Linked DNA regions of Homo sapiens: region 2 is linked to region 1. The links are chromatin loops, found by intact Hi-C in ENCODE. Cell type or tissue: mammary epithelial cell. All regions are shown on one strand. Links, peaks and the distances in the headings refer to the core of each region. The heading gives the core; the rest is flanking DNA. Region 1 overlaps SPMIP2 (sperm microtubule inner protein 2). Region 2 has its middle 31 kb from the start of RAPGEF2.

Evidence for each region. A loop is a pair of places that touch in the nucleus more often than their neighbours do. Peaks named below come from ENCODE experiments on the same cell type or tissue, not always from the same donor. Only the 100,000 strongest peaks of a DNase experiment are listed, where the experiment ranks them.
Region 2: a loop joins it to region 1, with 2.3 times the contacts of the local background. A loop is called at or near these places in 3 of 110 quality-filtered maps.

The regions. Positions count from the first base shown.
Region 1 is chr4:159,000,629-159,012,755 of GRCh38, reverse strand. All of the region lies in intron 1 of SPMIP2 (sperm microtubule inner protein 2), which reads left to right. It also overlaps the pseudogene PSME2P3. Among named protein-coding and RNA genes, the nearest start is that of SPMIP2, 29 kb to the left of the region's middle. RefSeq lists an enhancer at 6,003-6,535. In mammary epithelial cell, for the core only: no CTCF peak of the experiment used is centred there; DNase peaks (open chromatin) are centred at 1,985 and 6,285; H3K27ac peaks cover 2,698 bases.
Region 2 is chr4:159,065,934-159,078,060 of GRCh38, reverse strand. It overlaps a transcript of SPMIP2 not described here. Among named protein-coding and RNA genes, the nearest start is that of RAPGEF2, 31 kb to the left of the region's middle. RefSeq lists an enhancer at 161-310 and a silencer at 6,190-6,484. In mammary epithelial cell, for the core only: no CTCF peak of the experiment used is centred there; DNase peaks (open chromatin) are centred at 6,390, 7,120 and 7,980; H3K27ac peaks cover 3,038 bases.

The sequences.
Region 1 (12,127 bases), core at 1,799-9,798:
ACAAAAATAAAAAAAATTTAGCTGGGCATGGTGTTGAGGGCCTGTAGTCCCAGCTACTCGGGAAGCTGAGGTGGGAGGATCATTTGAGCCCACGAGATTGAGGCTGCAGTGAGTCGTGATGGCACCACTGCACTCCAGTGTGGATGACAGAGTGAGATCCTCTAAAAAAAAAAAATTATTTCAACATACTGTGGTGATAGGTTAGCTAAGGTTATTCATGTTAAAAATGCTGCCACTCCTTCCCTAGCAGTGTTCTCACCATGTCTATTGAAAACACATTTTCTGATCTTTCCTCTCTGGGTGCTGTGAAGGTATCAGATCAGGTATCATCTCAGCCCACATCCTCTGAATTGAATTATGGTATTTTCGATCATGATGTTATTTGTTTTCAACTCCACATTACACGTAATCATGTAGCTCATACATCAAGTTTAGGAATATATTTCTTCACATAGCCCATGATCTCTAAGTGCCAATACTCTGTGCTAAGTAAGATATCTTAAAATTTTGTTTTAATAGAGCTAGGGTCTCACTATGTTGCCCTGGTTGGTCTTGAACTCCTGGGCTCAAGTGATCCTCCTACCTCAGCCTTCCAAGTCATGGAACTACTGTTCTTGGCTTTAAATTTTTTCTTTATAATTATTTTCAATTTTTATAGATTTAAGAAGCCATTTGAGGAATAATTTTTTTTTTTTTTTTTGAGACAGAGTCTTGCTCTGTCACCCAGGCTGGAGTATAATCGTGTGATCTTGGCTCACTGCAACCTCTGCCTTCTGGGTTCAAGTGATTCTCCTGCCTCAGCCTCCTAAGTATTACAGGTGCACACCACCACGCCCAGCTAATTTTTGTATTTTTTTTAGTAGAGACGGGGTTTCACCATGTTGGCCAGGCTGGTCTCAAACTCCTTACCTCAGGTAATCCACCCACCCTGGCCTCCCAAAGTGCTGGGATTACAGGCATGAGCCACCAAGCCTGCTCAGAATAATTTTTTTTTTTTTTTTGGGATGGAGTTTCGATCTTGTTGCCCGGGCTGGAGTGCAATGGTGCAATCTTGGCTCAACACAACCTCCGCCTCCCAGGTTCAAGCGATTCTCCTGCCTCAGCCTCCCCTGTAGCTGGGATAACAGGCATGTGCCACCATGCCCGGCATGTATTTTTGTATTTTCAGTAGAGACAGGGTTTCTCCATGTTAGTCAGGATGGTCTTGAACTCCCGACCTCAGGTGAACCACCCCACCTTGGCCTCCCAAAGTGCTGGGATTACAGGCGTGAGCCACCGCGTCCAGCCAGAATAATTTTTATAAGCATTAATTAACCCAGAGAAAATTACAAAACCCTAAATGTTGTAATAGTTGTTTTCAGTATGGCATCACCACTCTCTAAATACTTCAATTAATCCCAGATCATGATAAAAGCTTTTAATTACTCTATACTATTCTTTAACTACCTCCTTTTGCACACATCAAAGAATGGGGATTTATATTTCAAATATTTAATACCCATTAGGCATTCTATATGTTCCCTAAGAATTATTTAGAATGATTACATTTTCATTTTTCAGGCTACTTCAGTTGAAAGACAGATTGAAGTAAAATTGGCAAGTGAAAGTCAATATTTAACTGGTACTTCACTTGGACATTTTATTCTAGTTTCAAGCTTTGAGGTAAATAATTGAGTGAGGGAGGGGAACAGGAATCAGCTCTGTTTTGTTCAACAGTTTCCTCAGGATTTTATACAAAGAGAGACATCATGTGGTTATGTTTGCTGAACATATAAACCTAGGAAGAAGAGAGAGTAAAATTCGATGACAATTTGGACTGTAAAAGATGTTACTATTTTAGAATTGGGTCTGAAACTCACAAAGTTATAATTTAATAGGACTAAATATGAAGCTTGCACTTAGAGTTTAAAAATCAACAATCCAAGTAGAGGATAGGTAAGACATTATGCAATAGGTTGGTGTGGAGCGTGGAGCTGACTGCAGACTGGAGATGTGCCCGGAGGTTAGCTCAGTTGCCAACAAAGCTGACACAATAACAGGCTGCATTAACAGAGAGCTGTGTTCCAGAAACAAACGCTGCCCCGATTGGGCCACATGGTAGCATTATTTTTGGTTATGCATGCCACATTTTAAGCCAGATGTTAATAAATTGAAGAGCATCAAGAGGCAGAGTGGTGCAGAGCCTGGGAATGTTGTTACATGAACGCCTGAAAGAAGTGGGGAAGCCTAATTTGCAAAAGAGCCTAAAGTGACCCTTTCCTGGGATCTCATGGGCTATTTCAATGAGACGGGGATTCTTTACCAGAATTCAGAATTCAGACTACTGTGTGACTGTTACAGGAAGGCAGATTTTAGTTCAATGTATGGAAGAATAATTAGACCTGTCCAAAAATAGAATGTGCTTTTGTTACTGGAAATATTTTGTCAGTTGGATGAACACGTGCTGTGAAGGGGAGCCCACATAGAGTGCAAGGTCATACCTGCTGACCTCTGAAGGCTGCACCTATCCAAAGCTCCCTTAGAACATCCTGGAAACCATGTATCTCTGCCAATACTGTGTACAGTATAACTGAATTTAGGGCTGTATTTATGTGATTTTCAAACAACCAACCAGCCATACAAAGTAGATTAACAACGTGTCCACTAATACATCAGGGCATATGTTTATTTCAGCACCGGGATTTTGCCCATGGTCTCTGCTGCAGAAGCAACCAGAAATCACAAGGAGTAGTTTTTGTTTTTTGTTTTTGTTTTTGTTTTTTTGTGACAAAGTCTCCTCTGTCATCCAGGCTGGAGCACAATGGCGCAATCAAAACTCACTGCAGCTTCGACCTCCCAACCTCCTGGACTCAAGTGATCCGCCCACCTCAGCCTCCCAAGTAGCTGGGACTATAGGCGTACACCACTGTGTCGGGCTAATTTTTGTAATTTTGCATTTTTTTTTATTAACAGAGATAAGGTTTTGCCATATTGTCCAGGCTAGTCTCAAACCCCTGGGCCCAAGGGATCTGCCCACCATGGCCTCCCTAAGTGCTAGGATTACAGGCATGAGTCACTAAGCCAAGCCAGTAGAACTCTTAACTAACCCTTATGAGAGCCTCTCAATAGCAACGGAAACATGGGGACATTTGAAGATAAGATTACCTTTCCATGCAAAAGAGCAGCAGCTTGGTGTCCTTTGTTGATTCTAGGAATATATAAATTGCAATTTCAGAGTCCATAATTAGATGCTTTGAAGAATGAGAATGCCAACATTGCTAGTCTTGGTACATTAATTAATAAATGTTAGAAGTTACTTGGCACTTCTTCCCCTTCAGAAACAACAGCAAGAGCATAGGGCAGGGGTCCTCAAACATGATGCATCAGAATCACTTGGAGGGATTGTTAAGACAGATTGCTAAGCCTCATTTTCATGGTTTCTGTTTTAGGAGATATAAGGTGGGCCCTGAGATTTTGCATTTTTAATAAGTTCCCCAATGATGCTTATGCTGTCGGTCAGGGGATCACATTTGCAGAACCATTGGTATAATGAATGAATGAACACTGTATGAGAAGCCATGCTATAATCATGCAAAGTATTTATTTGAGTGGTGTTTGGGAGCCTGTTTGTACCTTCTTGAGAGAACCAATTATTAGCATCTCTTTCCAACTTTGCATTCAGTGACATCACACAATAGTTTGACATTGACCATGTTGGAAATGTTTATACCACAGAAACTGGTAAATGCTAAAACCATAGCTTTTTCTCTTGAGAGCCCAATAAACCACTGCTATAGACTCAAAGCAGAATGAAAATATTGGATGATCGAATGTCTAATACAATGTTTCTCAAATTCACTTCATTCATGGTTTTACTTAATGCTGCTTGAGTCCTGGCTACATAACCACAGCAATATTTTTTCAATTATAATGTGTTAAAAGGGCTTAACAGGAATGGAATTCATGAAATGAAGTGTATTCTTGGATTTAAAAGACAATGCAATATTGTTTTATTTACTAATTATTTAAGAATAGTCAACATCTGATCCACTTTATAAATGTGTATTAAAATTATAACATGAAAATGAACATAGTGATCATTAAATATATGTACAATACTAGTTCATCATCATCTAACATTTACCAGCTGCTTAAAATGGGCGCTGTCATAATTCTTTACATGAATTATCTCAATTTTTTTTTCTTTTGAGACAGAGTCTTATTCTGTTGCCCAGGCTGGAGTGCAGTGGCACGATCTTGGTTCACTGCAACCTCCGCCTCCCGGGTTCAAGTGATTCTCCTGCCTTAGCCTCCTGAGTTGCTGGGATTATAGGCGTGTGCCACCACACCTAATTTTTGCATTTTTAGTAGAGATGGGGTTTCACCATGTTGGTCAGGCTGGTCTCGAACCCCTGACCTCAGGTGATCCACCCGCCTTGGCCTCCTAAAGTGCTGGGATTACAGGCATGAGCCACCATGCCCGACCGAATTATCTCAATTCTTACAAAACTCTGTGATGTAGATATGTTATCCTCCACCTTACAGATAAAATCTGAAGTCACAATAACAGGTATATGAAACTGAGGTATCAATATGTATATGAAAGAGGCTGGCATGTATCAGATGATCTCATAGGTAATGTCCTAGAAACCTCACATGTAGCATTTCTTTTTAAAAATTTTGTACTGTATCTACTTATTTATTTTAGAGAGAGTTCTCAGTATGTTGCCCAGGCTGGACTTGAGCTCCTAGGCTCAAGAAATCCTCCCACCCCAGCCTCCCAAGTAGCTGGGACTACAGGCGCATGCCACTGTGCCAGGTGAAATATACCATTTCTTAAAGACATTTTACTGATAACTACATTGTTATTATGTAATTACCATATTCTTTTTTTTCCCACACACAACATATAGGTCATTTATTTTCCTTCTAGTCCTGGATTCAGTGCATAGATGGCTTCTCTTCACCCTTCGGGTTGACAATTTTCTCCAGGTTGCTGCTGCTGATATGTTAAACCTCAGCGTAGAAGGCCCCGAAGTCCAGCACCATGGCCCTGAGCTCCCCATAGGCTGCCTCATCTCGCTGGTGCACCAAGACCCAGTAGTCCATTACATGAGTCTCCTTGGAGGCCTTGGCCACAGCATCCCGACGTTCTGAGAAGTACTTGGAAATGGTTGTCTGGAAAGCTTCCACTTTGCTTTTGACGGCATTCACCCTCTCCAGCACCTTCTCCTGGATTGCTACCCCAAAATCATCCATCTTCAATCTTGAGGATCAGGTGCTGGATCCCTGTGATCACTAGAATGCATTTCTCTTTGAGACTACAGACTCCTGGCTTAACCAGGGCAAGCAGGAACAGGACCTTCTCATTCCTAGGGAGAAATCCACTCTTAGGGACTTCTTTCATCTCCTGCTTATCTGTTTCCATCTCATCATCCTTGGGTGGAGGGCCTGGGATGAGATGTCCAGTGGGGCCCGGAGGGAAGTCAGGTCAGCCACATTGAGGCAGTACCTTGCAAGAGCTGATTCAAGTATATGATTTTCTGTGGCAAGAATCTGTAGAGGAATTCCTCAGCCTCCTGGAAAAGATTCTGCCTGAAGATCTCCACCTGTTTACAGGCCTCCCGTCTCAGGCGCACCCCACACGGCTTGGCCATATGCTGCTTCAGTTGCTAGATCTCTGGCCTCCTAATTACCGTATGCTTCAATATATTTTAAATACATTTTAGAAGAAAATACTGCCGGCATCAAAACTTTCACAGGACAATATTAGAACAACACTGGCATTCTAGGGAAAACAATGTTAAACATTGGCTTAATGGCCATAAACTGTAATAACTTGACCAATCCTAACCCTTCTCTTTTGAGCTTTGCCTCTCAAAGGGAGGACCCTCAGCCCTCGTTTGTGGTGGGTGAACATTATCAATGCTTGCCACTTTGACTCCCTGATTTCTATGCTTCCCTGAGGTTGTCCTACCTGTGTTTGACATGTTTTAAATTTACATATTATTAGTAAGTTATTGGCAATCTATGATTGCTCTGACTTTAAAACCTCTGTCTTTAAGTTTCTTTTGTATCTCTTTGATACAACCAAGATGCATCCTGGGGATTACTATCTGTCACCACTTAGTATCATCTTCAATTCAGCTTCTTCATGTTCAGCATTTTGCTCAAAGCCGTAATATGACCAAAAATGAGTATTAGGTTGAATGAAAACCTTGGAAACTTGGCTGTCAGCATGTACAACATATCCTGTAGGGAGTGTAATCTCACTTTAAAAGGGATCCAACTGTGAGCAATTAGCTATAGAAAGCTGGGGGGCAGGTTTCAGGGATGAGTAACAAGATGAACTTTGCATTGCATTGGCAGGGTGTGGTACATTTTCCCACAGGTTAAAGCCACTAGCTTTTCATCTCGCGTAAACATGGTTGCTTAAGATGGTTTCACTTTGGACTTCTGAATGACCCTTCTATACTGCTTCTGTCTGACTCTTCAGCCAGTTATGTACACTAAAAACCTCTCCCTCTCTAACAAATATTGCAACAAGTTTTCCAAATCTTAATGAGCCACAGTTATAATTATCCACCAGCTTTAAGTATTGTAGAATTTCACAAGTTTGTAAACTTCAGACCAACACTGTTCAACGGAAACATAATTCGAGCCACATACATAATTGAACATTTTCTGGCAGCCACATTAAAAAATTAAAAGAGGGTCAGGCGCGGTGGCTCACGCCTGTAACCCCAGCCTTTGGGAGGCCAAGGCAGGTGGATCACTTGAAGTGAGAAGTTCAAGACCAGCCTGGCCAACATGGCGAAACTCTGTCTCTACTAAAAATACAAAGATTAGCTGGGCGTGGTGGCACACACCCATAGACCCAGCTACTCAGGAGGCTAAGGCAAGAGAATCACTCGAACCTGGGAAATGGAGGTTACAGTGAGCCGAGATTGCACCACTGCCCTCCAGCCTGGGCAACAGAGTGAAACTCCCTCTTAAAAAAAAATTAAAACAGGTACAAATAACTTTAATAATATACTTTGTTTAATCCAATAAATCCAAAGTTATTTCAATATGAAATCAATATTGAAAGTTATTAACAAAATGTTTACATTTTTTCTTTTGTACTAAGTATGTGAACTCTGGGTGTGTACTTTTGACTTATAGCACTTCTCAGTTTGGGCTAGCCACAATAACACATGTGGCTAGTGGCTGCTCCATCGGAAAGTACAGCTGGAGACTTGTTAGAACTCAGATTAATGTTATCTGGGAGCATCCATATATCCAAACACCCTAGTTGATGGTTTTTTGTTGTTGTTATTATTGTTTTGTTTTGAGATGGAGTTTCGCTCTTGCTGCCCAGGCTGCGGTGCAATGGCGTGATCTCGGCTCACTGCAACTTCTGCCTCCCAGGTTTAAGCAATTATCCTGCCCCAGCCTACTGAGTAGCTGGGATTACAGACACTCACCACCATGCCCGGCTAATTTTTGTATTTTTAGTAGAGATGGGGTTTCACCATGTTGGCCAGGCTGGTTGATTTTTTTTTTTTTTTTTTTTGAGGCGGAGTCTCACTCTGTCACCCAGGCTGGAGTGCAATGGCGCGATCTCGGCTCACTGCAACCTGGGTTCAAGGGATTCTTCTGCCTCAGCCTCTTGAGCAGCTGGGATTACAGGCTTGCGCTACCATGCCCAGCTAATTTTTGTATTTTTAGTAGAGATGGGGTTTCACCATGTTGGTCAGGCTGATGTCGAACTCCTGACCTCATGATCCGCTTGCCTCGACCTCCCAAAGTGCTGGGATTACAGGTGTGAGCCACCGTGTCTGGCCGATGGTTTTTTAAAACTAAGTTTCTGGAAGAAGGTATTAATTAAACAGCCTGGGCAACAAGAGCAAAACTCCATCTCAAACAAACAAACAAAACCACTCTTGACCTGGTAGCTTTAATACCAGGTCATATAACTAATAGGATGAATAATAATGAATTAATTATGGTAAAAAAAACAGCTTGACACTTACTGTGTATTAATCAAAGTGAGTAAATGTATTGAAATTGTGACCCAGTGCAAAAATAGAACAACCATGTTAGGTGCCAGAATTCCCATTATTATTTATAATCAGGTAAAGTCTACCCAGGCTAGGAATCTAGGAACTCATAGAATGGCTCTTGATTATTTTAACATTTAACAAAAAACTAATGAATACATCATGTCTGTAATCCCAGCACTTTGGGAGGTCAAGGCAGGCAGATTACCTGAAGTCAAGAGTTCGAGACAAGCCTGGCCAACATGGCAAAACCCCGTCTCTACTAAAAATACAAAAATTAGTAGGGCGTGGTGTCATGGGCCTGTAATCACAGCTACTCAGGAGGCTGACACAGGAGAATTGCTTGAACCTGGGAGGTGGAGGTTGCAGTGAGCTGAGATCGCACCACTGCACTCCAGCCTGGGCAAAAGAGTGAGAATCCATCTCAAAAAAAAAAAAAAAAAAAGAGCACAGAGTAGCTTCAGACAATCTCTAATTCCTCTTCAAAATGGACTCAGCTTGGCCTGGGCAACATGGCAAAACCCTGTCTCTACCAAAAATACAACAAAAAATTAGCCAGGTGTGTTGGCACACACCTGTGGTCCCAGCTACTTGGGAGGCAGAGGTGGAAGGATCACTTGAACCCGGGAGGTAGAGGTTGCAGTAATCCAGGATTGCGCCACTGTGCTCCAGCCTGGGTAACAGTGAGACCCCAACTCAAAAAATAAAACAAAACAACAACAAAAAAAACCCAAAATGGACTCAGCTGGTGATGACTCGTCAAAAGTCTGTGAATCAGTCTAAGTTCCTTTTCTGTGTCCAACATTTTCTTATCTGGTCGAGGTTAGAATGTTCTTGTCCCTATCAGCATTCACAGAGCATTCTTATTTTTGCCTTTTAAGTCCTGGGGAATGGTAGTTTGAGCTACCATTCTGACCCTGTTAGCTGAATGGTTAGCATTTCTAGTAGCTGTGTTCTCTTTAAAGAGGAGTATTTTTCTGTCTACCTTGATAATGGGAAGGAGGTTTAAAGCTCTCTTTTGTGGAAGAAAAAATGTCTTTCTTTTTTAGAGTGAAATGAAATCTGATCTCTTTCATCTCTTTGGCACCATGACACTTCCTGTGTAAAATCATTCTCACAAGGGTAGTTGAGGTCATTGAATTTAATTATCTGAGGCGCCGTACTGTACAGCCTACAATAGCATTAGCATAGTAGAAGATACAGACATGAGGGAAGGTGATGGAAATAACAGAAGTGGTTAGAAGGTACATAGTATGGTGATAATAGCTATCATCAGGCATCTATTATGTGTCCGGTATAGGACTAGACATGCCTCACATATGCTACATACAATACCTTACTTAATTCTTACAACAAATATATGAGGTTGTTAGATGTGGTTTTATTTTTCAGATAAAGAAACTGAGCCTGAGAGATGGTATTTTGAAGAAGGTTATGAGCCTATTATGAAATAGGGTTCAGCTGGAGTATGGCCCATTCTCTTTTCTACACATCATGCTGTCTCCCAATAAAGCAAAACAAATGAAAAAGGAAATGATGTGCTGTAAACCAATTGCGAACCACAAGAAACACTGAATGAAAGGTCACAGGGCGAATTACACAGAGAGTGGTATAAACTTGGCAGGGAGATATAAAATGTTTTATCATTTCCCTGTATAGCAGAGAGGGGAGGAAAAAATGAAAGGAATAGCAAAAACAATGCTTTCCTGAGGTGATCATAAATGTGCTTTCATAGAAAATGACGTTTTAGAGGAACAGTGGAAATTGAAGAAGCAGGAAGGACTGAATATATGGAAGTGATAGACAAGAATGATTAGGAGACCAGAGAGAGAGAAAAAAGTAATTCAGGTAGCCATCATAGCACTGCCTTTCAAACTTTTCTGACTGCAGTCCACAGTAAGAAATACATTTCACATAGGGACCCAGTTAACAACACTGCGTGTGTGTGTGTGTGTGTGTGTGTGTGTGCAGTGATATGTATCATTAAAACAAAGATGCAAAAGCAATTTAGTGAAAAGTGATAGTCTTTTACAAATGGTGCCAAAATAACTGGATATCCATATACAAAAACAATTGAACTTCATATCTCTTCTTATATACAAAAATGGACTTGAAATGGGTCATGGACCTATATGTATAAACCTAAAACTATAAAACTTCTAAAAGAAAACATAGGAGAAAAACTTTGTGATCTTAGATTAGACAAAGATTATTTAGGCTGGGCACAGTAGCTCATGCTTGAGGCCAGGAGTTGAGACCAACCTGGGCAACATAATGAGATCCCATCTCTACAAAAAATAATTTTTTTAACAAAATAATTTTTAGGTGTAACACCTATGGTATGATCCATTAAAGAATAAATTAATAAAGTAAACTTTATCAAAATTAAAAACTTCTGCTCTTCACAAGACACTTTAAAAAATGAAACTACAAGCACAGATTAGAAGAAAATATTTGCAAGGTACATATCTGATAAAGGACTTGTATTCAGAGCATATAAAATACTCTTGGTCTAATATCCAGCATCCATAAGGAACAGAAACAAATTTACAGGAAAATAACAAACAACCCCATTAAAAAGTGGGCAAGTGATAAGGATACTTTTCTAAAGAAGACATACATGTGGCCAAGAAGCATATGAAAAAAAAAGCTCAATATCACTGATCATTAGAGAAATGCAAATCAAAACCACAAAAACACCAGTCAGGATGGCTATTATTAAAAAGTCAAAAAATAACAGATGCTGGCGAGGATGCAGAGCAAAGGGAACACTTGTTGGAGTGTAAATTAGTTCAACCATTGTGGAAAGCAGGGTGGCGCTTCCTCAAAGAGCTAAAAACAGAACTGCCATTTAATGCAGCAATCCCATTACTGGGTATAAAACCAGTGGAATGTAAATTAGTGTATCATAAAGACACGTGCACACAAATGTTCATTGCAGCACTACTCACAATAGCAAAGACATTGAATCAAACTAAATGCCCATTAATGATAGATTGAATAAAGAAAACATGGTACATATACGACATGGAATACTATGCAGCCATAAGAAAGAGTGAGATCCTGTCTTTTGTGGGAACATGGATAGAACTGGAGGCCATTAGCCTTAGCAAACTAATGCAGGAATAGAAAACCAAATACTGCATGTTCTCACTTATAAGTGGGAGCTAAATGATGAGAACTCACAGACACAAAGAAGAGAACAATAGCCTACTTGAGGGTAGAGGATGGGAGGAGGGAGAGGAGCAGAAAAAGTAACTATTGGGTACTAGGCTTAGTACCTGGGTGACAATCTGTACAACAAACCCCCATGACATGAGTTTACCTATATAACAAACTTGCACATGTACCCCCAAACCTAAAATAAAAGTTTTTTAAAAAGCTCAACTCTCTCAATAAGAAGACGAGGCAATTAAGAAATGGGCAAAAGATTTGAACACTTTACTAAAGAAAATATATGGATAGCAAATAAGCAAAAGGTCCTCTACATGATTAGTCATTAGAGATTGCAAATTAAAACTGCAATGAGGTATCACTACATACCTATTAGAATGCACCAATTAAGAAGACCAAGTGTTGGCAAAGATGTGGAGAAAATAGAACTCTCATATACTGCTAGTGGGAATGCAAAAATGACACAACTACTGTTGAAGCAATTTGGAAGTTCCTTTACAAATTAATACATCTACCATATGATCCAGCCATTCCACTTCTAGTTATTTACCCAAGATAAATGAAAACAAATGTCCATAAAAAGATTAATACACAAATGTTCATAGCAGCTTTATACAGCCCCAAATTGAAAAGAACCCCAAAGTCCATCAATAGGTAAATGTTACATATCTGTACAATAGAATATTACTCAGCAATAAAAAGGAATAAACTATTGCTACATGTTACAATTTGGATGATCTCAAAATAATTATGCTTAGTGTAGGGAGCCAGACAAGCCAGGCACCGGTGGCTCACACCTGTAATCCCAGCACTTTGGGTTGGGTGGATCACTTGAGGTCAGGAGTTTGAGACCAGCTTGGCCAATATGGTGAGGCCCCATCTCTACTAAAAATACAAAAACTAGCCGGGCGTGGTGGCGTGTGCCTGTAATC
Region 2 (12,127 bases), core at 2,591-10,590, 65 kb before region 1:
CCCAGTCCTCTGCTTTTTTTCACATTTAAAAATATGATTTTTAGAGGTAGCTTGCCTTTTTTTCTATGTTATTTATATATAAACTTGAGACTCTTGATTACATCCCCTCTTTGGTAATTGGAAAAGAAAATGAAAGTGCCACCTGTTTGCTACCGTAATAGCATTGGTTTACATATCTCAGTTTCAGTACTTTATTTGACAGGATATTACTTTGTTCCATTAAATTGAAAGCTTCTGTTTTCATTTTGTTTCCAGTATATTAGTCATCATCACTCTGTTACCTAAGAGTTTCTTTCTAGGTAATTAAAGATCTCTTTGTATCATGCTTTAACACTGAGTTCGAAATGAATTAACCAATGGGACTTTGGTCTCCTGAGTTTGGTAACATCTGCTTTAAGGAAAGAAATTTTTCAATAAATTTTAAAAGTGTAAAAGAAAAATTTGATTATACATTTCTAATACAGCTGGGTTTATAAAGCATGCCATCTTATTAAATAATGAGAGTAATTTATAAGAAAGTATTACTAACCTCAAACGTTGGGTTAGAAACCAAAGAAGCTAACCTTCCCTCCCAAGAAAAACCCTCCTAAGAAAAACACATTAAAAGAAAATCTGGGCCAGGTGTGATGGCTCACACTTGTAATCCCAGCACTTTGGGAGGCCGAGGCGGCAGATCACCTGAGGTCAGGAGTTTGAGACCAGCCTGACCAACATGGAGAAACCCCATCTCTACTAATAATGCAAAAATTAGCCAGGCGTGGTGGCAGGCACCTGTAATCCCAGCTACTTGGGAGGCTGAGGCACGAGAATCACTTGAACCTGGGAGGCGGAGATTGTGGTTGTGGTGAGCCGAGACCGCACCATTGTACTCCAGCCTGCGCAACAAGAGCGAAACTCTGTCTCAAAAAAAAAGAAAATCTGTTTAGGCCAGGCGCAGTGGCTCGCGCCTGTAATCCTAGCACTTTGGGAGGCCAAGGTGGGCAGATCACCTGAGGTCAGGAGTTCGAAACCATCCTGGCCAACATGGCAAAATCCTGTCTCTGCTAAAAATACAAAAATTACCCAGGCATGGTGGCAGGTGCCTGTAATCCCAGATATTCGGGAGGCTGAGGCAGGAGAATCGGTCTAACCTAGGAGGTGGAGGCTGCAGTGAGCCGAGACGGCACCATTACACTCCAGCCTGGGCAAGAGCGAGACTCCATCTCAAAAAAAAAAAAAATCTGTTTAGTGCCAGGAATGGTGATGCATGTCTGTAATCCCAGCGACTCTGGAGGCTGAGGTGGGAGAATCCTTTGAGCCCAGGAGTTTGAGGCTGCAGTGAGCTATGATTGTATTACTATACTCCAACCTGGGCAACAGAGCAAGACTCTATCTCTAAAGAAAAAAAGAAAGAAAAGAAGGAAAAAATTGTTTAAGTATGTTTTAAAGTATTTATTACTGTTTATTACCATTAAAAAATGGACATCAGGACTTTACCCCTACTTTTCCTATATTTTAAATTGTGAACATGTATTCAAACTGTAAATGAAAATAACATGCTTTTATTAGGCATTTAAAATAAAATGCTTTTCATAATATGCTGGGTTTTTTCATGATATGCTGGTTGTCCCATTACTATTCTAGTAACAAGACATTACATAGATAGATATTTCAACTAATAGAAATCAAAACAGCAGTTACAAAAATAGAAGTAACCATGAAATTAATTATAGCTTGCTGTATGCTGTATAATAATAACAGAGTAAACTTATCACCCAGAATTAAAACTATAGGTCAAAAGAGCAATCTTTTGGGAGTTGGTAATCTTTAGCCATCAGTGAAAGTGTTAGAATGACACAGACCAAGGTTTGAGGATAAGTTTTAATGCTTATTGGAAGTGTGATCTTGTTTTAATAACCCTCTGAGCTGCAAGTTCTTCACCTGTAAAATCGGGACAATAGTGTCTGACTCACAGTTGTTGGGAGAATTAACATGTGTGAAGCACATAGTACACAGTACCCTATAAATGTCAGCATCATCCTCATCATCACCACCGTCCCCATCATTAGAGAAACTAAAAGCCAACTATTGGTTTAAAGGCCTAGTTAGTGGCAAAATCTTCTTGATTACATGGAAAAAAAATTAGTGCCACCAGCCAGGGTTTTTTTTCTGCTGTAAATGGTGAAGCAAAAGTTTTAGCATTATCCAACGCTCATGGATGTTCATCACTGTAAACTGTGAGCCCTCATTACAAAATACTGAAGAGCTTTCAGAATTTAAAAAAAAAAAAAAGATGAGTCAAATTATGTTCTGCTTGATGCTTGATAGTCATGGCATCACTATTTTAATTGGATCTAAAAATGTGAATGTTGGTGATTTATGCATAGTGGAAGTCCCTGAGTATTGGTCTATGACACATCCTGTCACCAGATATGATTGCTTTGTCCTACACGCTGTTGGCACAGATGAAGTTAAAGTGACCAAGATTATCACACAGGATTCAAATCCAAGTTGGCCCACCTCTAAAAGCTTTCATTATGCCACGCTGTCTCTTTGAATTTTTTCCAGGCCACTCATCTACTAGAAATCTCTCATCATTATAGAAACACAATTACAAAATGATCCAATACAATGCAGTGGTATTTTAAAGTATGGTTAGAAAAAAATGTTAAAGGAAAATAATAACCTTTAGATTTTGTTTACACAATACTTGATGACAAGTTAATCTTTGAATATCACGGATAATATCTCATTGACATATTTATGTATATGACTAAATTGAATATTCGGTTACATGGTTGTTTCTGTCACATGAAATGTACATGTATATGCATGTGTATCTGTCTGTAGGTAAATAAGGCCATGCTGCAAATTTTCTGTTTGACCCTCCAGATCACCACCCATTTCCACTCTCGTCCCTGCACTGGTAGGCTGACCTATAAGGACTACATCAATGGACTCTGTTGTTTGCTTGCTTCTAGGCAGGTTCAACTAATAGAGTACATCAGCAGGAGATGGGAGAGAAGGACAGCAAGAGTTTGAAGTATTTATTCCCCATGTCCCTCCCTAAGGTGGTCACTGTGAGAGGGCAAGGGCTCCATCCTTGACCAGACTTCAGATTGGTAAGGCCCTTGCTCTTACCAGCCCCAAGAAATTGCATCACTGTGGTTTCCCCACATCCCCCTTGCATCCTTGTAAATAGTCTCTTTATTAAGCTCTCTTGAAAATCCCTAATGTGAGTGTCCCATCTTACCTCATGTTATGAGGGTCTCTGGTTGATACAAATTCTTAACATGAATAATATAATGGACTGTATAGTTAATATTTTCATCTGCCTCCCAGATTCAATATCCTCCTTCTTCTGGTCAACCTCCTGCTTCTGTTGAGATTGTAAAACATGTGCTCCATTACACATTGCCCCACTCACTGCAAAAACCACCCCAGGATCATGGTGGGTCACTTATATTCCTACTATCCCTTAGAATAAGGATAACTTCACAAGGTGAAGCTGCACTCTAAGCCAGACTAATAAGAATTCTGTACCCAGAACTTCCCAAATTGGAGGGAAGTGGCTTGTCCTCTTCTTGAATGAATAACTGATAAATGTAACCTTGGGGCTCTCTGTGGCCATACCTCATCTTCTCAAGTAGAGCCTTCTATAGAATGGAACTCAGCAGACAACTAGGAATAAGAGAAAGATGGTGCCAAGGAGAGGGTCCTGAAGTCATTGTGCCCATTTCATTCCCTGAGCTCCTTGTTCCTGCAGCTCTCTTCTACGCCTGCCTTCACTGCTATATGAGCATACAGCATCTATAGTATATGCCCTCTGTGCTTGAACTAGTTGAAGTTTCTGTCACATGCAACTAAAAAAAAGTGCTATTGAAATAATGGTAAAAAGTATAAATTGATATGTTTGTAATATTTGAATCCCAATTGTTTTGAATAATTCAGTGATGCTGGCAAGAAATGCACTAGAAAAGTCTTGACCTGCATTTTCACCAGAGTCAACAGGACCCTTTATCACCAAGAGTCTTCAGAAAGCCTCCACTGGAATTAAGTTTTTCGTTTTTGTTTTTTGAGACAGAGTCTCACTCTGTCACCCAGGCTGGAGTGCAGTGATGTGATCTTGGCTCACTGCAACCTCCACCTCCTGGGTTCAAGGTGGTTCTCCTGCCTTAGCCCCCCGAGTAGCTGGGATTACAGATGCCTGCCATGATGCCCAGCTAATTTTTTTGTATTTTTAGTAGAGATAGTGTTTCACCATTTTGGCCAGGCTGGTCTTGAACTCCCGACCTCAGGTGATCCTCCCGCCCTAGCCTCCCAAAGTGCTGGGATTACAGGCATGAGCCACCATGTCCGGCCAGAATTCAGTTTTTCTTAGGACGTATTTTGGACATATTTCTAGTCCAGATTATTTCCTGAAGGGAAAAATGACTGGATTAGGAGAGGGAGGATGGCAGCAGGGTGGACAGAGAGGAGAGCTTCCATTTCTTCTTATTTTTAAAGTACAAGCATGGTTAGGTATTTTGGTTTTATTATTTGTTGTGGAATTTTACTTATTTATTTTTTTGGTCAAAGAGAGCCTGAATGAAGAGTAGGTAGAATAATAGAAGAAAATGTATTCTTCCAGCCAGGTGCGGTGGCTCACACCTGTAATCCCAGCACTTTGGGAGGCTGAGTTGGGCAGATCGCTTGAGCCCAGGAGTTTGAGAACAGCTTGGGCAACATGGTGAAACCCCATTCCTACAAAATATACAAGTTTTAGCCGGGCATGGTGGCGTGCGCCTGTGGCCCCAGCTTCTTGGGGAGCTGAGGTGGAAGCATCACTTGAGCCTGGGAGGTCGAGGCTGCAGTGAGCCGTGTTTGCGCCACTGCACTCCAGCCTGGGTGACAAAGTGAGACCCTGTCTCCAAAACAAAAACAAAAAGAAAAAGAAAAAGAAAATGTATTCTTCCTAAACCGAACAGCTTCCCTCCATAGGTGTGACATTGTGTGGATTCAAAAAAGCACAAACACAGCACAAAAGACAAATGGGATTACACTCCATTAGAATAATTTGCATATGCATTAACAATACATGTCACCTACTTCTCTGGCTGCAGCATTGTGAGACTAACAAAACCTTTGAAAAGATAGGAAATAGTCCATAAATATTAATAATAGTTTACCTTCCTACAATTAAAAAATAGGAAGCCAGCATAATTCACCATGTTTTGTTATACTTATCAAAGCACATCTTTTCATTAATATTCTAAATCTAGTTTTAGAGCAATTATATTATTACTGGCGAAGTAGTTTCTCTGAAGAATTTGGGACACTGAAAAAAGAATTCATAAGATTAACATAATCCCAGCACTTTGGGAGGCCGAGCCAGGTAGATCACATGAGCCCAGGAGTTTGAGACCAGCCTAGGCAATATGGCGAAACCCCATCTCTACAAAAAACACAAAAATTATATAGGCATGGTGGTGCGTGTCTGTAATCTGAGCTGCTCGGGGAGCTGAGGCAGGAGAATTGCTTAGTCCAGGAGGTTAAGACTGCAGTGAGTCATGTTAGTACCACTACACTCCACACTCCAGCCTGGGTGACAAAGTGAGACCCTATCTCCAAAAAAAAAAAAAAAAAAAAAAGAATTCATAAGATTAACAATGAGCATCATTAAAACACTATAACAGAAAAGATCAAGAAATAAACACAAAGGAGACATTCAAATCCAAGTTGTCCTCAATCTACAAACTTCTATTAATATTTTTCTTTTATTCTTTTTTTGAGACAGGGTCTCACTTTATCACTCAGGCTGGAGTGAGTGGTGCAATCACAGCTCACTGCAGCCTTTACTTCCCAGCCTTAGGTGATCCTCTGACCTCAGATTCCTGAGTGGCTATGACTACAGGCATGCGCCACAACACCTAGCTAATTTCTGTATTTTTTGTATAGCGGGGGCTTTGCCATGTTGCCCAGGCTGGTCTCAAACTCCTTGGGCCCAAGTGATCCACCCACCTTGGCCTACCAAAGTGCTGGGACTACAGGGGTGAGCCACAGATGTCTGGCTCTAACTGCTATTGTTACTTCTAAAACAGGTATTTGTGAATTCATTTGGAACTTAGAAGAAAAAATTCCTATGGAAACAATGCTAAAAATGGTAGTTAGGTTCCTAGCAGGACCTTGCAGGTCTACTAACCCCCAGGCAGCTGAACCAAAGAACTCTAGCTCCCTGTTGTTTTTGTGGGAAAGCAGTCAAATTCCAACCTGCAACCCAGGATTTTGGAATCTCTCTCTCTTTTCTGACATCATCATCCACCACAACTCCACAGCTTGAGAAACTGGAGTAGAATCCTCCAGTCTCTTCTACTGAGCCAACAGGAAAAAAGAATTCTTTCCCTCATGGTGACAAAAGAAAAAAAAGAATTCTCAGGTACAAACATTAGCAGGAAGGAGGCAGTGACTCATCTATCAGGATGTTCAGACTTTAGTTTTCAGGGCTTGGGAAGGGCCCAAGTCCAGATACTTGCTTCATTTTCTTTCATAATGAATTTCTCATTGCTGCCCTGTGTTTGCTTTTGTTTAAAAGAAATCGCTGTGTTGCTTTTTGATCCTGAGAGACAGCAGGTGTTTTGAATTTTTATTATTCTTGTGAGTAAATGGTAGAATCTGTAAATCCAAGGCTCCTCCTGTTCTTCCTCTTGTCCTTTGTCCTCAAGAGGAAGCTCACTCTGGACAACTTTACCTGAGATACCAGAAACCACACACAGGTTCTACCAGCCACCTTTTAGGATTCTCTGAAGGCATCACCTAAATACAATCTCCTGTATATTATTCTAACAACAACTACTGCCAAAAGTTAACTCAGATCCATTTTTTAAATGTCAAGCCTCAAAAGATTTTCCCCTCCCTCCAAAAACATTAGCATGCAAACGAGTTAGCAGCCACTAATAATTTTTTTTGCTCCAAAATTATTAGCTAATTATAACAATTACTGCATTCTTAGCCTATCAGACCATGCTTTGATCATCCAGAGACAAAGATGTTTCTTGGAACCAATCCACAGGGCAACAAACAGAATCTGTTTTGATTGTTCTTTCTGAAAATCATGTTGCCAATAGTGCTCATCATCATTGCTGACCACTGAGGCTTGGCGCAGATCCAGAACGAATGGTTCCAGCATGCTATCAAGCGTCCTTAGAGGATGAGTTCTCGCCTGGCAACTTTCCCTCTAAAACATTCATAAAACCAAATAAGTGCCACATAAACATATATTCTCTGACACAAGTTTTCACTCATATCTTTCAGAATCCTGAAAATTCTGAGTATATGGGTCTGCATACATTTAAGTGATAAAAAGCATGTCTCCATTTCACAGCACTCTTCTCTAATAAGTATTACATTACAGATTGCCATATTGAGGACAATCTAATAAGACTTATGTGTGAAGGAGGTAAGAAATACCTCCAAAGTTAGCAAAATATTCTCCTTATCTACCACTTGGTTGATATTAATAATTTAAGGCTCTTCCAAACCATATGTGTATCTTTACATTTGAAAATGTCTAGGCATCATCTGGCATTAAAACTTAATCACCACTCAGAAAAGTTTAGTTTGTGTAGGTCAAAGCTTAGTGAACTATTAAAGCAACAAAAGCTTACAGTGGAGTTGTAAAGATTATACTAGACAATATGATGGAAACTTAAAAATTCACTTTAAAACGTATTTACATTCAATCACTTGCCAGTGTATATATTACCCTTGAATCAATTAAATACTTGATGACTGTTGATGTTTATTATGGCAAAAGATTTTCTGACTTCACTGTATTCACTAAATGTACTTGTCATTACATTGTGGTTTTAAACAACTCGATGGCACAAAATATTGCAGATTTTTATCTCATGATTTTTTCTCTTACAGTTTTGGCACATTCTGTTTATGGTAGGGAATGGTAATTCAAGTTAGGGGCAGGGTGTAATAAGAACCATCTGTCCTTTTCCCCATCTGAGTCCTTCTGTCATGAGTAATTGTTGTTACAAAAAAAAAAAAAGTGTACCACCTCCTTCTTGTACTTTGCGAGAGGTTACTAGTCATTCCCTTCTTTTACAATAACGTGCTTAAAATATTACATGCTTAGTTCTCTGTGGCACTAAATATGCAATCTCTGCTATTAGGATTCCAAAGCCTTCCAGTAGACTTCGAGAGACAGGTGGAAGCCATTCTTGTTAATGTCAGAGTCTAACAAAATAGAGACAATATTTAAATGGTTAGTCAAGAATGCTCCACTTTGTATTAAATATCCCAGATGTTTGCTTCATTAGGAATAAAAAAGAACTGAAGAAAAAAAAATATGTATCATGTACAAAGGAGTTTCTAAAGGGTATGAGAAAAATGTTAATATTGCATCAAGGTATGTTCATGATTTACAGAAAATAAGTACCAGGCTGGGCAACATAGGGAGACCTCATATCTACAAAAGATTTTTTTTTTTTTAATTAGCCAGGTGTGGTGGCACTTGCCTGTGGTCCCAAATATTTGGGAGGCTGAGGTAGGAGGATTTCTTGAGCCTGGGGAGGTTGAGGCTGCAGTGAGCCATGATCACACCACTGCACTCCAGCCTGGGTGTCGGAGTGAGGCCTTGTCTCTTAAAAAAAAAAGAAAAAAGAAAACAAGTTAAAAACCTAAATTCATACTTCCTAAAGACTTCTAGCATTATTTAATTTCAGAAGCATTTTTAAGAGAAAGTGAAAAGGATCTGAAGTAGGATTTAATTGTTTCTTGTTTGTTTGTTTTTGAGACGGAGTCTCACTCTGTCACCCAGGCTGGAGTGCAGTGGCACGATCTTGGCCCACTGTAACCTTCGCCTCCCAGGTTCAAGAGATTCTACTGCCTCAGCCTCCCGAGTAGCTGAGACTACAGGCACCCACCACCACGCCTGGCTAATTTTTGTATTTTTAGTAGAGATGGGGTTTCACAACATTGGCCAGGCTAGTCTCGAACTCCTGACCTCAGGTGATCCACCCACCTCAGCCTCCCAAAGTGCTGGGATTATAGGTGTGAGCCACGGCACCCAGCCTAATTGTTTCTTAGAAGAAAAGAAATTCTAGGAGGAACCAACATAAGAGGTAATCTAGGAGATGAAAGATGTGCTCAGAGATGTTGCATTATTAGCCCTAAAGAGGTAGCTCCCAAAAGGATCTACTTTACTTCAAGTGGAAGATTCACCAAGTTAGACTACAATTCTAATTATCATTGCTTTGTAAATAATATGTCTTTTTGGTTTCTTCTCCATCCCAATTTACCTTTTCTATTTTCCATTTCTTCCTTTCTCCAAGTTATGGGTAGTTTTGTCAGTTTTGGCTCATTGAGTCTCACTTCTGCTCTTTTTCTTTTTTTTATTTTTTTATTTTTTATTTATTTATTTATTTATTTTTTAATTATACTTTAAGTTTTAGAGTACATGTGCACAACGTGCAGGTTTGTTACATATGTATGCATGTGCCATGTTGGTGTGCTGCACCCATTAACTCGTCATTTAGCATTAGGTATATCTCCAAATGCTATCCCTCCTCCCTCCCCCGACCCCACAACAGTCCCCGGTGTGTGATGTTCCCCTTCCTGTGTCCATGTGTTCTCATTGTTCAATTCCCACCCCTGAGTGAGAACATGGGGTGTTTGGTTTTTTGTCCTTGTGATAGTTTGCTGAGAATGATGGTTTCCAGTTTCATCCGTGACCCCACAAAGGACATGAACTCATCATTTTTTACGGCTGCATAGTATTCCATGGTGTATATGTGCCACATTTTCTGAATCCAGTCTATCGTTGTTGGACATTTAGGTTGATTCCAAGTCTTTGCTATTGTGAATAGTGCCTCAATAAACATATGTGTGCATGTGTCTTTATAGCAGCATGATTTATAATCCTTTGGGTATATACCCAGTAATGGGATGGCTGGGTCAAATGCTATTTCTAGTTCTAGATCCCTGAGGAATCGCCACACTGACTTCCACAATGGTTGAACTAGTTTACAGTCCCACCAACAGTGGAAAAGTGTCCTATTTCTCCACATCCTCTCCAGCAACTGTTGTTTCCTGACTTTTTAATGATCGCCATTCTAACTGGTGTGAGATGATATCTCATTGTGGTTTTGATTTGCATTTCTCTGATGGCCAGTGATGGTGAGCATTTTTTTCATGTGTTTTTTGGCTGCATAAATGTCTTCTTTTGAGAAGTGTCTGTTCATATCCTTTGCCCACTTTTTGATGGGGTTGTTTGTTTTTTTCTTGTACATTTGTTTGAGTTCATTATAGATTCTGGATATTAGCCCTTTGTCAGATGAGTAGGTTGCAAAAATTTTCTCCCATTCTGTAGGTTGCCTGTTCACTCTGATGGTATTTTCTTTTGCTGTGCAGAAGCTCTTTAGTTTAATTAGATCCCATTTGTCAATTTTGGCTTTTGTTGCCATTGCTTTTGGTGTTTTAGACATGAAGTCTTCTTTTTCTAATTTTCTATTGATACTTAATTTCAATTACTTTTGTTTGTCATTTATAGAAGTTCATTTGATTGGCTGGGCATGGTGGCTCACGCCTGTAATCCCAGTACTTTGGGAGGCCAAGGCGGGTGGATCACCTGAGGTGAGGAGTTTGAGACCAGCCTGGCCAAAATGTCAAACCCCCACCTCTACTAAAAATACAAAAATTAGCCGGGCATGGTGGCGTCCCATCTACTTGGGAGGCTGAGGCAGAATCGCTTGAACCCAGGAGGCGGACATTGCACTCCAGCCTGGGTGACAGAGTGAGACTCCATCTCAAAAAAAATCAAAAGTTCTATTTAATTATTCCTTTCAAACCTATATGTTGGTTTTTTTTTAAATAGATTCTCATTCTGTTCTCACACTTTAGAGTCTTTCTATGTTCTTAATCACATTTATGTTTATTTTATAGTTCCTATCCAGTCGTTCTGTTATCTGAATGTCCTGGGGAACCCATTCCTCCCATGTCTGCTGGCTCTCAGGTATGCTGTACTGCTTTCTTGTATGCTTTATATTCAGAAATATGTGAAAGACCAATTTTTATTGGGATCAGTTTTTTGACTTACAGGTTCCTGGCCCATGCAGATAGTGTAAATCAACAAACCACCACCTGCTTTTATAAAAGTTCTATTGATACACAAACATGCCCGTTTGTTTACACATTGCCTACAGCACCTTCCCTCTGCAAAGGCAGCGCTGAATAGCTATAACAGAGCCTACGTGTACAAAGCTGATAATAGTTATTCTCTGGCCCTTTACAGAAAATATTTGCCAACCCCTGGTATAAATTCAAATCCTAAGCCAGGATAAGAGCAGATATAAGGTTACAAATTCCCAAGAGAGACTGTTTTCTTCCACAGAGGGTCCAAACTGACAAGTTTCTTTGTTGACTTCAAGTGTTAATGAGAAGGGTTGAGATATATATTACTCAACCCTTTAATACTATATATATATATATATATATATATATATATAAAATACACACACGTATGTCATCCCATACATATATAGGATATATGTAATACATGTATACATACATACATATATACACACACACATACATACATTCCACACATTCACTAAGGACATAGCTTTTTGAAGGTTCTGAATTCATGCAGAGGTGTTGGTTTTAGCTCTCTGTCTTGCGTGAGCCCAGGACTCAGTCGTATATCCTGAGGGCATTGAAATCCACACCCCTAGATCTAACAAAGCATATTTCCCTGTGGCACCAGCACATCTTCCATAGGATTGCAGCATCCATAACTCCAATACTCACCACTCTTCATTTTTGTCCCCTGCAGATATCACTTACAAGTCAGGTATGCATTAGTTATTTTCCAGCATTCATAGTGTTTTATGGCAAAATGTTTCTCAAGTTATGTAATATGTCATATTTCTGGGAATTGAAATTTGCGTAAAAGGTAAATGGAATCTTGGAGGACTGCAACATTTTGCCCAAACAATTTTAGAATTTTGAATTAGACAATATCTGTGGAATTATAAAAGTGGAAGCTATTTAGGAGGCTTGAGAAAGAAGTGAACAATGAGGGAAGTAAAGACACATACATAGCCACAAATGATTGGCAGCCACATAGCAGAGAGGACTCTGATATCAGACATGTCTCATTCTG